Regions from separate parts of the Homo sapiens genome. Here region 2 is linked to region 1. Evidence: read pairs that join two places in POLR2A ChIA-PET (ENCODE). Cell type or tissue: IMR-90. All regions are shown on one strand. Each heading gives the region's core, and the rest is flanking DNA. Links, peaks and the distances in the headings are about the cores only.

What was found. Peaks named below come from ENCODE experiments on the same cell type or tissue, not always from the same donor. Only the 100,000 strongest peaks of a DNase experiment are listed, where the experiment ranks them.
Region 2: POLR2A ChIA-PET joins it to region 1 with 17 read pairs; 1 of 35 experiments calls an interaction of 5 or more read pairs at or near these places.

Annotation. Positions count from the first base shown.
Region 1 is chr9:92,612,806-92,620,169 of GRCh38, forward strand. CENPP (centromere protein P) reads left to right here. Exons shown (of 8, transcript NM_001012267.3): 8 at 214-7,364. The coding sequence ends at 344. It overlaps IPPK (inositol-pentakisphosphate 2-kinase), which reads right to left. Exons shown (of 13, transcript NM_022755.6): 12 at 6,681-6,760; 13 at 378-3,252. The coding sequence ends at 3,027. LOC100128361 (a long non-coding RNA gene) reads left to right here and starts at 5,245. Exons shown (of 1, transcript NR_036505.1): 1 at 5,245-7,364. In IMR-90, for the core only: no CTCF peak of the experiment used is centred there; no DNase peak of the experiment used is centred there; H3K27ac peaks cover 191 bases.
Region 2 is chr9:91,988,566-91,995,929 of GRCh38, forward strand. No RefSeq gene overlaps it. Among named protein-coding and RNA genes, the nearest start is that of ROR2, 42 kb to the left of the region's middle. In IMR-90, for the core only: no CTCF peak of the experiment used is centred there; no DNase peak of the experiment used is centred there; H3K27ac peaks cover 218 bases; H3K27me3 peaks cover 699 bases.

The DNA.
Region 1 (7,364 bases), core at 1-5,000:
AGGCCCTCCCAGGCTGAATGCACAGGGAATATGCCTCCAGCCGTAGGTGAGGCCTCCACTCACTCCATCTCCTCGCCCGCCACTAGCATGTCCCATCCCATGCAGCTAGTCGGGAGGAGTGCGGGGTCTTGGTGAGGTCCATGCCAGCAGAAAACAAAAGACCAAAAGCTGCCACCTTGAAGTTTCTTACCCGGTTTAATGTTTTCTTTATAGCCCTGGAGCTGGACAAGAACAGAGCCATAGAAACTGCTCCTCTCAGCTTCCGAACCCTGGTAGGACTGCTTGGAATCGAAGCTGCTCTGGAAAGCCTGATAAAATCGCTTTGTGCAGAGGAGAACAACTAGTTCCAAAACAGTGAACGTGGAGGATGAAGATGCTGCGTGGAGGAACATGCAATTTTATTCAATATAAACATTTGCTATTTTCTGCTTAGAAACCACACCCTGAAGACGTGCTGTCTATGCAGTTATGGCACATTATATGGAAACTCTCATGACATGAAAAATAAATACAACTAGTTAAGTATAAAATGCCAAATAAAAGTGACACGTACAATGTGGTTTATAAAAATAAGCTTAACATCTGAGAAAATGTACCAAGTGGTTGTGTGTCCTCAGATGTGTGGGGAGGATCCATCCCCCACCCACTGCAGCCTCACACCGAGTCCACCTTGGACATGGTGGCCACATTACTCAGCTGGGAGAAGCCACCCTTATCCTGGTTCCTGCCTCCTGGGGGCTCTGGAGACGGATGCCTATGGCGCCTCATCTTTAAACTGTCCTTAGTAGCCCAGGGGAGCCACACCCTCACTCCCTGCCTCCCCCCGGTCCGCATGGTGGCACCGTGAGGCAGTCTCAGCAAGTCCTCATGCTGTTCTTGGTCTTCCACAAGAAAGTGAAGCTGTCAGCTTAATAACAAGAATGGCCTAAGACAGCAAAGACAGCACTGTTCCTGGGCTGGGACGCAAGGAATGAGGTCCTTTATGAAAGAAAGACCCCCCTGCATAGCCTAAGTGCTATATCGATCGTCCCGGATGTGCCTTAAGAACCGTGACCTCATCAGTCGCCCATTTAGCATTGTTAAGATCTGTGAACGCGTGTTGTCTCAAACCAGTCAGGGCCGTCATGACTACGCAGCAGCAGCAGTTTCCAAGACGGGCCAGAAACGCATCCACAGCAGTGGCACCCGCGGCTCAGGGGCTCCTCACAGCCCGGGCTGGTGGGAGCCAAGACCAGACAGAGTGGGGGTCTCCATCTGTTTTCTCTTCTCCCTCAAATACAGGCTGTTTTCATCGTGTCTAGTCCAGCCCTGTCTGGGCCCTGTGCTAGGCAATAACTCTTGCAGCCCTGAAGGACCTAGGGAGCCCAGCCCACCTTCCCACGGACTGGGGTTCCCTCACATGTGCACTTGAACCCAGGACCCAGCATCCTCCACACACCGTGACAATGGGCAAAATCATCCCAAACCAGGCTGCCCCAGCCCCAGCCCAGCAACAGTGAACTCCCTTGGGTCAAGACAGTACTCAACGGCCACTACCTCCACGCTTCCCAGAGCCTGCGGCTTGTCCGTGAGCTCCGTGCACTTCACCAAAGCCCCCATCCCAGCACACAGGACCCGTGTGTATGAGACGGTGTCATTGGAAGTGAGAAGAAAACAGTAAAAGTGTCCAGTTAGATAAGTATCTTTTTGCACCTCTGAGAGTAGAATTAGAAGTAAATATGACAGAATTGAACAATAAATTCTAGAAGAGTTGCCTTGATTCAAACAAGTATAATTCTCAAGTTATCACAAAATTTCCCACAAAAATTTACAATCAGCAAAATAGTTTCCTTATTTCTCATGTATCATTTTCATATAATTCCATGGTTTCACTAATATTATATGTTACAATAAGCCTCCATTAGTCCCTCAAAACGATGATATAAATAAGTCTGTACAACCTAGCATAGAATAAAAAACTGAAACCAAGATTCCCAACGTTTTTCATAGCAGCCGGGCACACTTTGGTGACCCCAACGAGAACCCTCTCGGCAGCAGCCAGGAGCTGTTCACCTTCCAGAAGCAGGGCCTGTGGCAGCCTAACAGGGAGAGGCCACGGGGCCCAAAAACGCAACACGTCTCAAGGCAAACCCGAGGGAGGAACTTGGTCTGGGAGGAAGAGAGAACTCGCTCCTCAACCACCCCAGACACTGGAGTGTCAGGAAAGCACTGAGCTGTTGGGGCACACTGCCCAGCCCGGCCACAGCAGCTCAGCCAGTCACAGCTCCACCTCCAACTTCTACAGCAGCAATTTTTAGTGGGAAAGAACAGCTCATCTCCCCCTCATGTGAAAGATTAAATTGTAAAGCAAAAAAAAAAAGGTCAATGCTCGCATGAGTGGTGTCCATCCTGACCTGAGCCTTGCGCTCCCTGCTGCCCTGTGTGGAACTGTGGGCTTCAGCACCTCCACAGGGACCCTGAGTCTACACTGCTCAGAATCGGCATCTGCGCGACCACGAGGTCACGCTGTGCAGCAGGGAACCACCTAAAAACCTGTGTTGATATGTGGCTTGCACTGAAAAAGTGACCATGTAACTCAGCTGGGGGAAGTTCCAGTAGTATCCATGTTTTCTTAAAAGTCCAAACTGTAAAATGTATGTGACAATTCAAGTTTTCTATGTTAGGAGTCTGGTGGTAGCAGATCCAAACCTTGGGTCTTAGAATAAGGCTTTTCGCATTAGAGAATCAGACATGAGCCCTGGTTGGGAAAGAAGAACTATCCAGAACGTCTTCCCAGGGCTTAACGGACACTTCCATTTTAAGAGTGTGAGCAGCTTCCTGGGACACAGCACTCACTTCCTACATTCCTTGTCCAGGAAGTTGTTTCTAGTGCTCTTCAATTCCATGTCTCCAAGAGGCAATCCCACCTCAAAAGGGGTTAAAAGCAAAAACATTCACAACCAAAGGTCACCCAACACAACAGAAAATATCTCTATCATTCAGCCTTCACATTATGTTCAAGTTTCAAAGACACTGCAGGGAAAGAGTTAGACCTTGTGGAGAACTAATGTGCAATCTTCGCTTTCCTTGAACCGAGTCGACATCACGGCGTTGTCTTTGGCACGTACAGTCTTTGAATAATAGTTGACGATCTTGCCGTCCAGTTTATACTGATGGGGAATGCTCTCGTAGGGCTTGAGGTCAAGGTCCAGCACAGACACGGAAAAGGCAAACCTGGACCTCGATGAAGGGACGACAGGCCTTTGATCAGAGCTGCAAGTAAAAAGTACCATTTCAGGATACACAAGCCCCCCATTCATTTCCCTCCCTCCCGTTCTCTCTCCCTTTCTTCTTTCAACTAGTATGTTTTTATGTTTTTTCTTTGACTTCTGCAAAGTTAGATAAATCAATCTCTTTTAAAAGAGAAGTGAATGGCCTCACACCCCAGCTCACAAAGAGCACTCGTTCTGTGCACCTGTGATCTGTGCGTGTGACAGCTGTCTGTGCCGGCTGTGTGCACCAGCGTGCAAAGCTTCCTCAGGCCAGTGCACCCCACCATACCAGGCGAGAGAGGGTTAAAGGACTGAAAGATGGAAAAGTAATTATGTGGAACATGTGAGCGATGTTCCCCCAGCCCAGTGGTATAAACGAACGCTGAAAAATCACTTTATCATGAGCCAAGTATTACAAAACCCAACAAAAAGTAAAAAGTAGATCTGGCCATTCCAGCGCCAAATGGATGGAATGTCGACAAGCCTTCTTCTTTGCCTCTCCTGTCTGCTGAGAAACGCAAGCTCCTTTGGTTCACATTTGAAGAGATCTGGTTTCTCATTTTATTCTCAAATTTTATCTTCAGTCCTTTGTATTTTGCTTCTCAGGGCTTAGTTTTGTGGTTTTAACCTCAGAAGTCGTGTGCTTATAACAAGATGTGATTAATTATTTGCCCTGAAAAACACATTTAGGATTACTCCGAGTCCTGAGCTCTGACTGCTGTGTGTCCCGCTTTTCGTCTCCGGGCACTCAGCGCACAGCACTCAAGACACTGGCTAAACAAGTGACCTAAGCTCAGTTCAGTCCAAGAGAAGTATCCTGGGTTCTGGTGTCCCAATGTTTACTACGCTTTGAGATTTAGAAATCAACAAGCCAAACCCCAACTTCAAAAGCTCCTGCCGAGGAGAGGAAATACTGATCAGCACGTCCCTGCTCTGACGCTGCTCACCATGGCCTTGGCGCTCACTGCTGCCCTGCCCCAGAATCCTGTTTGTAGAAAAAACAAATCCCTGACTAAGCTGCTGGGGTAAGTAACTATTCTCATCTGAAGAGTAAACAGCAAATAACTCATTTACAAATTAAGGTCATGAGTCTCGCTCCAGAAGCTGGAGTGTGCCTGCAGCTCATCCCAAGGGGCCACATTTTATTGGGAGAACCTCAGAAGCCCAAGGTACTGCTCAGTTCTGAGGCCTGAGACCCAAGCTGGGTGCACCTGGGCTGGAACAGTCACATCCCCAGCCCATGACTAGGGTTACGTATTTTAAAGGACACCCCAATTTCTCAGAAGCAGCACCTGACAAGACCATGGGTGTAAAGACAGGAAGGATGTTCCAGGCAGCTCCCGGGGAGGGTCTGACTACCTGGGTCAACCACAAGCTAGCTCCATGGGAACCAATGGCAGTGACCAGCGGGCACCAGCTCCTGACACAGAAATGCTCTTCTTCCCCCTCAGTACCCCGGAGGCCAAGACTGGGCAAGAGGCCCCAGGGACACACCTGTCCCTTGTGCCACAAGTGTGCCCTCTAGCAGCCTTGGAGAATGAGGCTCAGGTGGCCTTCTGGCTGCAGGGGGGCAGCCCTTGCCTGGAAGGCCGTTCTCCAGGACACTGACCCGCTGGGGGTTACCGGGGGACCAGCAGCCTCCAAGGGTGCTGGGGATCGGGGTGGAGAAGCCAAGGCCGCACACTGTGTTTCAAATGGGAGGTCGAGAGGAGCATCAGGGTTTAGGCCGGGAAGCTGTGGCAGCTCTCTCCACAGTTCCAAATTCCCAAAGGGACAAAGCTCTGCAGCGACAGGAAGGCAGATCCAACTTGAGACATTTTCCTTTATGACAGGGCAGAAACAGTAGTGCAGAGCTGGAGAAGCCTTTATTTTAGGGGGTGTAAGAAGTTTAAATGTGGTCAATCTATCTGTGAGCTGCAAATTAGTCTAGGGATCTAAATTTAGTCTCAGGTCTACCAGGTATCTCAAGACGCCAAGATGACTCATGATAAATCCCAGCCTTAGTTTGTCCCTAGGCCTCTAGAGCACCACAGTTACTGGAACTTCACAGGTGCGGCCACTGCGCACACCTTCCTGGAAGCAGGCCCAGCCCCACACGCCATGTTCTCGGAGGAGAAGCCTTCTCTGAGATCCTCTCCTTTTGTTGAGAAAGGCCTGGCTAGAGTGCTTTGTGCAGGATGGTTCCAGTGCCTACACCCTAGGTCTGAGAAGCCACATGGCTCAGTGCCTTCAGGACATGCCCTCCCCTCCCCTCCTAGTGTCGTTTCTGCTGAGCAGCTGGTCGTAAGGACCCGGGCCTTCAGCTTTCCCCGCATGCTGGCTTTCCAATTTGACATCACTGACCAGGCACTAAGAGATTCCCAGGTGCTAGACGAGGTGAGTAACATGTCTGTCCTTCAGCGGCCTTTCACAGCCCACCTAAGGGCACCCTGCATCCAAGCACATTTCCATTGCCCAGCTGCATCCTTGGTCGGGGGGCTGCTGAACAGTGGTATCTTCGTGGGTTTTCTCTCATCGAACACCACCAGCTTAATCCAGTTAAGGAATTCCTCATAACTTAGCCCTGTAGGTATTTCCTTAGGGGATAACAGGAGTTTTCAACTAAATAGAACAACCTTTTTTCTACTTCAGTTAGCCCTATAATGTTCCTCAGTATTTCATATTGGAAAGTAAACAATTCTGTGCCTGCCAGGGAACAGGAATCCTGGGAACTGTTTAGTTCAAAAGCACCGGGAAAGTGAGTGGCTGGCAGCCAGCAACCAAGGTCATCTTGACCCAGGAACACATGTTAGAAGAATGTGGAACATTCCGCAAATACTGGGTGCAGGGTTTAGCACCCCTGAAGATCGGTGATGGAGATGCTGTCTAACGACTATGAGATTATCAGTTTCATCCCGAATTCCCAGAAACAGAGGGGACTGGACAAAACTAGTGACATTAGGGAGAGGGGCGGCACATAGGCTGGTTATTCAGAAGAGGAAGCAGAATGAATGCGCGCCTCACAGGCTTTCAAATGACTGTGGTGGTAAAAAGGCAGGTGCGCCATGCTGCCACTGTGGGAGACCGAGGAACAAGGGCCACAGGTACCCACACATCTCAGGGGCTGGCTTTCTTTGAGGGAATGCAATGGGCAGCTCACTGTCCACATTGTTTCTGAGCTCTTGGGAGTATTTTCTTAGAAAACAGTAACTTTCAATGTACTAACAATCCTTTTAAGTTATTCTCCATAAATCTGTCTTTTGACTGAATTACAAGCTTCTAGAGGGCGAGAGTTAGTAAGCCCCATGATGTCACATAGGCCAAGGAAGTTATGTCACTCCGCCATGGAGTCTCTAAATATGGGGAAACCAACTATCCTATTAACAATTCACCAACTGTCCATAAAACCCCGTTAGACCCAGGCTGCATGCCTTGCAGTGGGGGCCTCACCTGGCATCCTGCAGACAGGGAGACAGTGCAATCATGATGGAGCAGTCCTTGGCAGTCATGGCGACGCGGTACTGCTGCACCTGCAGGGGCGGGAAAGATCAGCTCCAGGTCACACAGGAAGCCTCTGCCCCCCCACACAACCTTCCTTCCCAGTAGCCAAGTGTGGGAACTGCTTCCTGCCTCAGAACCTGAGGGTGGGATTAGGAGCGAGGGCCACGGTGAGCACGGGCGTCAGGAGGTCGCCCTGTGAGAGCACCTGGGCCAGCCCTCAGTGCCACGGGGCTGCTCAGAGGCCAGCACCGCCCCCTGACCTCTCACGGCAAGCAGTGTGGGACCCCGACTCCAGACCCTGAGACGGATGATCTGTCTTCAGCAAGGTCACCACAGTCGGCCTTTGGAAGGAAAAGCAGTAAGCCACCTGAGCCCCGCATGTTGGCCACACTCAGAGTATCAAGTGAGTATCACTCGACACCTGCAAGGAGAGCGCAGGGGGTGTTCAGCAAGGCATCGCTTAGAACGACATTCCCTCCGGAACATCATACAGCCACCAGAGACAACGGCAGACGGCCACCCTTCTACAGGCTGTGCATGTGTTAACTTGCTCCACCCTCACAGCAGCCCAACAGGGCAGCACGGCCGGCGTCCCACTTTACAGACAAGCAACAGACACAGACATCACTTGTC
Region 2 (7,364 bases), core at 1,443-6,442, 620 kb before region 1:
GCTCCACACAACTCCACGTGATGAGCAGACACCATAAGAAATACACACATGGGGCCGCGCACGGTGGCTCACGCCTGTAATCCCAACACTTTGGGAGGCCGAGGAGGGCGGATCACGAGGTCAGGAGATGGAGAGCATCCTGGCTAACATGGTGAAACCCATCTCTACTAAAAAATACAAAAAATTAGCTGGGCATGGTGGCGGGCAACTGTAGTCCCAGCTACTTGGGAGGCTGAGGCAGGAGAATGGCATGAACCTGGGAGGAGGAGCTTGCAGTGAGCCAAGATCACGCCACTGCACTCCAGCCCGGGCGACAGAGCGAGACTCCGTCTCAAAGAAAGAAAGAAAGAAAGAAAAGAAAGAAAGAAAGAAAGAGAGAGAAGAGAGAGAGAAAGAAAGAAAGAAAGAAACAAAGAAACAAAGAAAAGAGAGAGAGAGAAAGAAAGAAAGAAAGAAAAGAGAGAGAGAAAGAAAGAAAGAAAGAAAGAAAGAAAGAAAGAAAGAAAGAAAGAAAGAAAGAAAGAAAGACAGACACACATGGATCTCCACCACGTTCTTGCCAAATTTTTTTTTTTTTAGATGGAGTCTCGCTCTGTCGCCAGGCTGGAGTGAAGTGGCGTGATCTCTGCTCACTGCAACCTCCGCCTCCTGACGGAGGTTCAACCCAGGAATCTCCTGGGTTCAAGAGATTCTTCAGCTCCCAGTAGCTGGGATTACAGGTGCGCGCCAAGAGACCCAGCTATTTTTTGTATTTTTTTGGTAGAGGCAGGGTTTCATTACGTTGGCCAGGATGGTCTCCATCTCTTGACCTCGTGATCCGCCTGCCTCGGCCTCCCAAAGTGCTGGGAGTACAGGCGTGAGTCACCGCGCCTGGTCACCAAAAATATTTTTAAGTTAAATCTCTCCAAACCTTTAGACCTAACTTCCAGTTGACAGACAATACAGGAACAGAGGAACAGGTAAAAGAACATAAGAAGGAAACAATTTGACAAAATCCTTAAAGTCACACACTTTTCATGCTAACTAGCCTGGTCTCTTTGACAAGCCAAAATCATGAAGAAATAAGGGGGTGGGGGGCCTAATGTAGATTAAAGCATAATGCAGTGATTGGATCCTGGTTTTTAAAAAAGCAAATAGAAATTTGGAGTTGGATTATTGGGAAAATTTGAATATGGATTGAGCACTAGATGATCTTTGGGAATTATCAACTTTCTCAAGTATGATATTGGTTGTAGAAGTTCCTCATTTTTTGGAAGTGTAGGAGGAAGTACTCAGGGATAAAGTGTCATGAAAGCTGTAATCTTTTAAAAATCATTGTTCAGAAAAATACATACAGTTGACCCTTGAACAATGTGGGAGTTAGGGGTGCTGACACCCACTCCTTTGTACAGTCGAAAATCCAAAATAACATTTGACTTCCCCCAGACTTAGCCATGAATAGCAGACATTTTGACTGGAAGGCTTACTGATAACATAAGCAGCAATTAACACCTATTCTGTATATTATATGTATGATACACTGTGTTCTCATAATAGAGTAAGCCAGAGAAAAGAAATGTTATGAAGAAAATCATGAGGAAGAGAAAATATATTTACTGCTCATCAAGTGAAAGTGGACCATCGTAAAGTTCTTCCTCCTCATTGTCTTCACATTGAATAGGCTGAGGAGGAGGAAGAAGAGGAAGGGTTGGTCTTGCTGTCTCAGGGGTGGCAGAGATGGAAGAAAATCCTTGTACAAGTGAACCCATGCAGTTCAAACCCATGTTGTTCAAGGGTCCACTTTATATAGTTTTATGTTGGGAGATCATACCAGAAAAAAATATATATATATACATATATAAGACTTGGGAACGTGATAATACCCTCAAGCAGGTTTTCCTCTAAATTCTAAAAGGCATCTTCATTCTTGCTTAGTCTTAGTCAAGCTGTGTATTTCCCTTCTAACTAGCACAGTGCTTGCTCAGAGCAATTGCTCCAAAATTTTTTTGAACTGGAAGGATTCAAAGATGTTAGGCCTCCTCCTGCCTAAAAGTGGTTTACATAATGAAGGGCATATTTTTCTTAAATAACAAGAAGTCTGGAGGCAGCAGTTGTTACCAGAGGTTCAGCTGCTCCATAATGCCTTCAGGAATCCTAATCCTTTCTATCTTCTTGCTCCTCTGTCCTTGGTGGGAATGGATTTCAGATTCATATTTGCTGCCTTGTGGCTGCTGGTGGCTGCAGCAACCTTCAGTGGAAGAGAAGGGCCACAGGGCCCTTTCTTTAGCAATGCCCACAGGCCCCTTTCTTTATCAAGAAGCCTCCCAAGGGACTCTCACTGATTTATCTTTGGCCATGCCTGAATCACATGGCAAACTGAGCTGCAAGGGAGCCTGGGAAGCCAGGATTTCACTATCCTAACTCTTCTAAGTGCAAGAAAGGGATTTGAGGGTTATGAATTGGGTTCTGGGGGAGCTAACAAGTTTTGCCTCCAACCATTTCCTAGAAAACCTAAATGTATTTGAAGTAGATTTCCTTGGCAGTTATCTCTGGAAAAACTAAAGTAAAATAAAAAGTTGAAAAAAATTTTGATTTGAAAAGTCACTGAATTTAGTATGGATAGAGCGTCAGTTCATTCCAAAAAACATCTAACAAGCCACTGACTACACACCAAGCATTGAGCAAAAATCCAGGAGGCAAAGATGAATAAGGACTAGCTCACATCCTTAGAAAGCTGACAACCGGGCAGTAGAAGCATGCCTGCCGATAAGTAGTTATATTATGAGAAAGAGCCAGCAAAAGAAATGCTAAGTGGCCGGGCGCGGTGGCTTACGTCTGTCATCCCAGCACTTTGGGAGGCCGAGGTGGGTGGATCACCTGAGGTCAGGAGTTCAAGACCAGCCTGGCCAATCTGGTGAAACTCCGCCTGCATTAAAAATACCAAAACTAGCTGGGCATGGTGGCGGACGCCTGTAATCCCGCTACTCGGGAGGCTGAGGCAGGAGAATCACTTGAACCCAGGAGGCGGAGGTTGCAGTGAGCCGAGATCTGCCACTGGACTCCAGCCTGGGCAACAAGAGCGAAACTCCGCCGCAAAAAAAGAAAAAGAAAAAAGAAAGAAAGAAACACTAAGTGGGCAAAGAGAAGCTGGCCTGGGGACTCAGAGCTGTTTTAGAGAAGCTCTGATTTCATCAGTTGGAAGAGAAGAAAACAGCGCAAGCACAGACCGAGGGATGAGGCCAGCCTGCCCCCCACCCGCCTCTTCCGCAGAGCTGCTAGCGTTTCCCGTGGCCGCCGGGATGAGGGGTTTGTACTTGTTACCAGAAGAATTTCCATTTTTCAGCCTTGTAGAAAATGCCTAAGACTTGGAATGACACATCTTCTTCTAGTTCTGCTGCTAATTAACTGTGTGAGATCAAGTTTGAAATTTAAGTCAGGGAGCCCCTTTATTTATCATTGCGACTCTGCAGCGTTTCTAATCACGTAAGCACGTGCTCTGCACACTGTTTCTTAACCATGTCACTGACATAGTGGCTGCAATTGAATCCATCTACTAGCACTTGGTGTTTTTTTTGCAGAACAAGCCAGACATAACTTACTACGGCAAATTTGTACCTGGAAATCACGGAGATGTGATGGCAGACAAGCTCTGCGGTCATCTGGGAATGTCTCGCCAAACCGAAGGAAACCCGTGTGTCGTGTGCAGGGATTTCCATGACAGCACTGGCTTCCCAGTGACTGGCAGGATCCAAACAACCGTCAAGAGAAGGAAAGTATTTTAAATCAGGAAATATGGAAATAACCTTGTATCTGCCAGATTAGGAGGGAGAGATCAGACGACATCATCAGCTCTTTAATAATTTTTTTAAATAGAAAGTCTTCATCTCTCCTTTTTTGGTCACTTAAGTGTTTGCTGGCGGTTTCTAAAATGTCTTTTACTCCATGACATTATAGGAAAGGCGCTTTTGGAGCCGTAGTTTGGTTATAAACGACTCTCCCACAACTGTTTTCTATTTCCATTTTGTTTCACTGACTGAGAATGTAAATTGAACTTTAGTGCTATTGTGCTTTGTTCTGCCTCTCTTTGTGGAAATGTGTTTTGAATTAAAGTCCACAAATAAACCAGAGCGGTCCCAAATATTGCCCTTCAGCTTTTGAACAGCTTGAGAGCCAGGAAAAGACAGAGCATGTGGTTTTATGAGCCCCAGATGGTGTAATGGGTGTCACGCATGTCTTTACGTGGGGAGGTCAGGGGTTCAGGTTCCATCTGGAGCCATCTCAGAGACACTTCATATCCGAGGAATAAAGATGAGATCTGGGGCAGAAAACATGGCCACCTGCGGGGAGGAGACATGGTGCCTTCTCACCCTAACCACCGCCATCTCAGCCAATACCCATTCACTTATCTGAGTCTAGCGATGTTGCCTTTGACTCAGAACAAAACAATGTCATGGATTGTTTCCCTGGAATCTTCTGTCTCCACCGACTTCTTCTTTGCTAAGATCCATGAATGAGCTTCTTCCCTTGTTCATGATTGAGAAATCCAAACCATCCTCTCATTTACTGCTGAAGCAAGTAGGAATGTTTGTAGGAATATTTTCTTATCATCCCTATGCTGTAGTCCTCGGAGAGAGATTAACTAAAAGAAAGTTTCTGAGACCATTTTCTACTTCTTCACCAGAGTGGACATAAATCTAGAATTAGTGATGCTATTTGATTTGGCTTCCAAATAGTATTGATACAGTATAGCCATAATGGATTTGCAGCCATGCTATTAATTCATGTACTATTTCCTTTCATTTCTTAAAAACTTAAATTGTGTAGAGCGCGATAGCTCACACCTGTAATCTCAGCACTTTGGGAAGCAGAGGCAGGTGGATCACCTGAGGTCAGAAGTTGGAGATGAGCCTGGCCAACGTGGTGAAACCCCATCTCTACTAAAAATACAAAAATTAGCCAGGCATGGTGGTGGGCGCCTGTAATCCCAGCTACTCAGGAGGCTGAGGCAGGAGAATCACTTGAACCTGGGAGGCGGAGGTTGCCGTGAGCCAAGATTGTGCCACTGCACTCCAGCCTGGGAGACAGAGCAACACTCTGTCTCAAAAAAAAAAAAAAATTAAACTTAAATTGTGATAAACTATATATTATATGGATTTACCATCGTAACCATTTTCAAGCATACAGTTCAGTGGCATTAAGTACATTCATATTGTTGTGCATATTACAGTGGCTCACACCTATAATCCGAGCACTTTGGGAGGCCAAGACGGGAGGATTATTTGAGCCCAGGAGTTTGAGACTAGCCTGGGCAAGATGGAAAGACCCTGTCTCTACAAAAAAGTACAAAAAAAAAAAAATTAGCCTGGCATGGTGACACACGCATGTAGTCCCCAGCTTGGAGAGGCTGAAGCAGGAGGATCTCTTGAGCCCAGGGGTTCGAGGTTACAGTGAGCTGTGATTACACCACTGCACTCTAGCCTAGGTGACAGAACAAGACCTCGTCTCTAAAAATAAAAAATAAAAAAAAGAAAAAAGAAACATATGGTTGTGCTACCATCACCACCATCCATCCCAAAACACCATACCCCCCACCTGACTTTTGTATTTTATAGAGATGGGGTTTCACCATGTTGCCCAGGCTAGTCTCGAACTCCTGGAATTATAGGCACGAACCACTGTGCCTGGCTCCAAGACCTCTTACAATCTTGCAAAATGGAATCTCTGTCCCCATCAAACATTAACACCCCATTCACTACCACACCCAGCTCCCAGGCGCTGGAAATCTTAATTCATGTACTTTTACTAGACTTTTAGGTAGGGGCTATAGGAAATGTATTTTCCTTCTTTTCCCAGCATTCTGAGTTTAGCCCATGTAAGAGAGGAAAATTTTCTCTTCTCTCCACTTATCCTGGGTTCATTGGCGGAGGCCCTGTAAATTGAACTGACAGAAGACAGATTAACAAGAGAAAAACAAACAAGTTTATTAGCACTTGCACCGTGCACACACGAGAGCACTCAGAGATGAGTAACTCAAAGGGGTGGTGAAAACGTGGGCTTGTATCCTTATCAAAGAACAATACATTTGTAGAGAAGAGATGAGATAAAGGAAAAGGACTTTGAGCTTTTAGTTACAGCAAACTGTGGGAAGGCAAATCATCTATGGGTAGAGTGGAAGATAAGGGTGGTTAGTAGGATCCTCTAGTGTTTTCTCCAGCTGATAAGCATCTAGAATTGTCTCTGGTGATTAGCTTCTGTCCTTCCTAGCAGAGAGAAGGGGGATATCTTTGCCAATTTCTGTCCTGATTTAAGCAAATAGGGGGAGGGCAGAGAGCTTTTCTTGTATCTCCATCTTCTCAGTTGCTGTCAACTCCAATTAATCCTGATGTCAAAGTGCACATTTCGGAGCAGCACATTCTGAACCCCTTCACCTATGAATAAGGAATTTCTACTCTCTTCCCCTTCACTCCAGTCCGTGGAAGGGAAGACAGGAACTTTTTGGTGGGTGTCTAGAGAGGAGAAGCAGAGGGTTTCTGGCTCTTTCACGATTTGGGGAAGTAACGGGCTATCTAAGACATAGTCATCGTATTCTGTCATTTCAGGGGCTGTGGTTACTCACGTGTGCCTGTGATTGGGTGAAGCTGGATAAGATTAGGAAAAAACCTATTGGAAAGCAGAGGAAAAACCCTGTTCCCCAGTGAGGTTAAACACTAGTAAACTGCCATTTTGCTCCCTAGCTGACGGTACTGTGAATTGGTTCAGAACTCAGGAGGAGAAGAGTGTTGTTTATTCCCTGCTGCCCCCCACAACCTCTCCACGAGTCCGAGAGCCCTGTGATGCCATGCATTTTCAGTGCTTAGCACATTTTGGTCAGTTTGCCTATGTGTCTTTGAAGATCCCTGAATTCAAGCTTCTGCTTATCATATGCCAGCTGTTGGTAAGCAAGAGCCAGTTCTTTTATCATTAATAACCAGCACTTTGCTATTTTGCCCAGAACTTAATTTACAAATCAATCAATCAGTCCCTACCATGGTTCTCCTGGGGGCTGTGACAGTTTCTCCTGTGAGAAGCAGCCAGATCACAAATTGGTGGCAATAACTGGAGAACAACTGTCTGGGGAACATGTGATTGATTTGAGGCTCAAGTGGGAAAGAACCATCCTGCTTGTAGCCATTACTTCTTTTCTTTATATTTTTTTATTTTCAAATAATATTGGACTTACATAAAACTTTGCAGATAGAACAGCCAGTTCTTATATAACCTCACCCAGCATTCCCAATGTTCACATCTTTCATAGCCAGGGCAAAACGATCAAACAGGAAATTAGCAGTGACATGATGCAAAATAAACTACAGATCTAATTTGAATTTGGTCAGTTTCCCCACTCA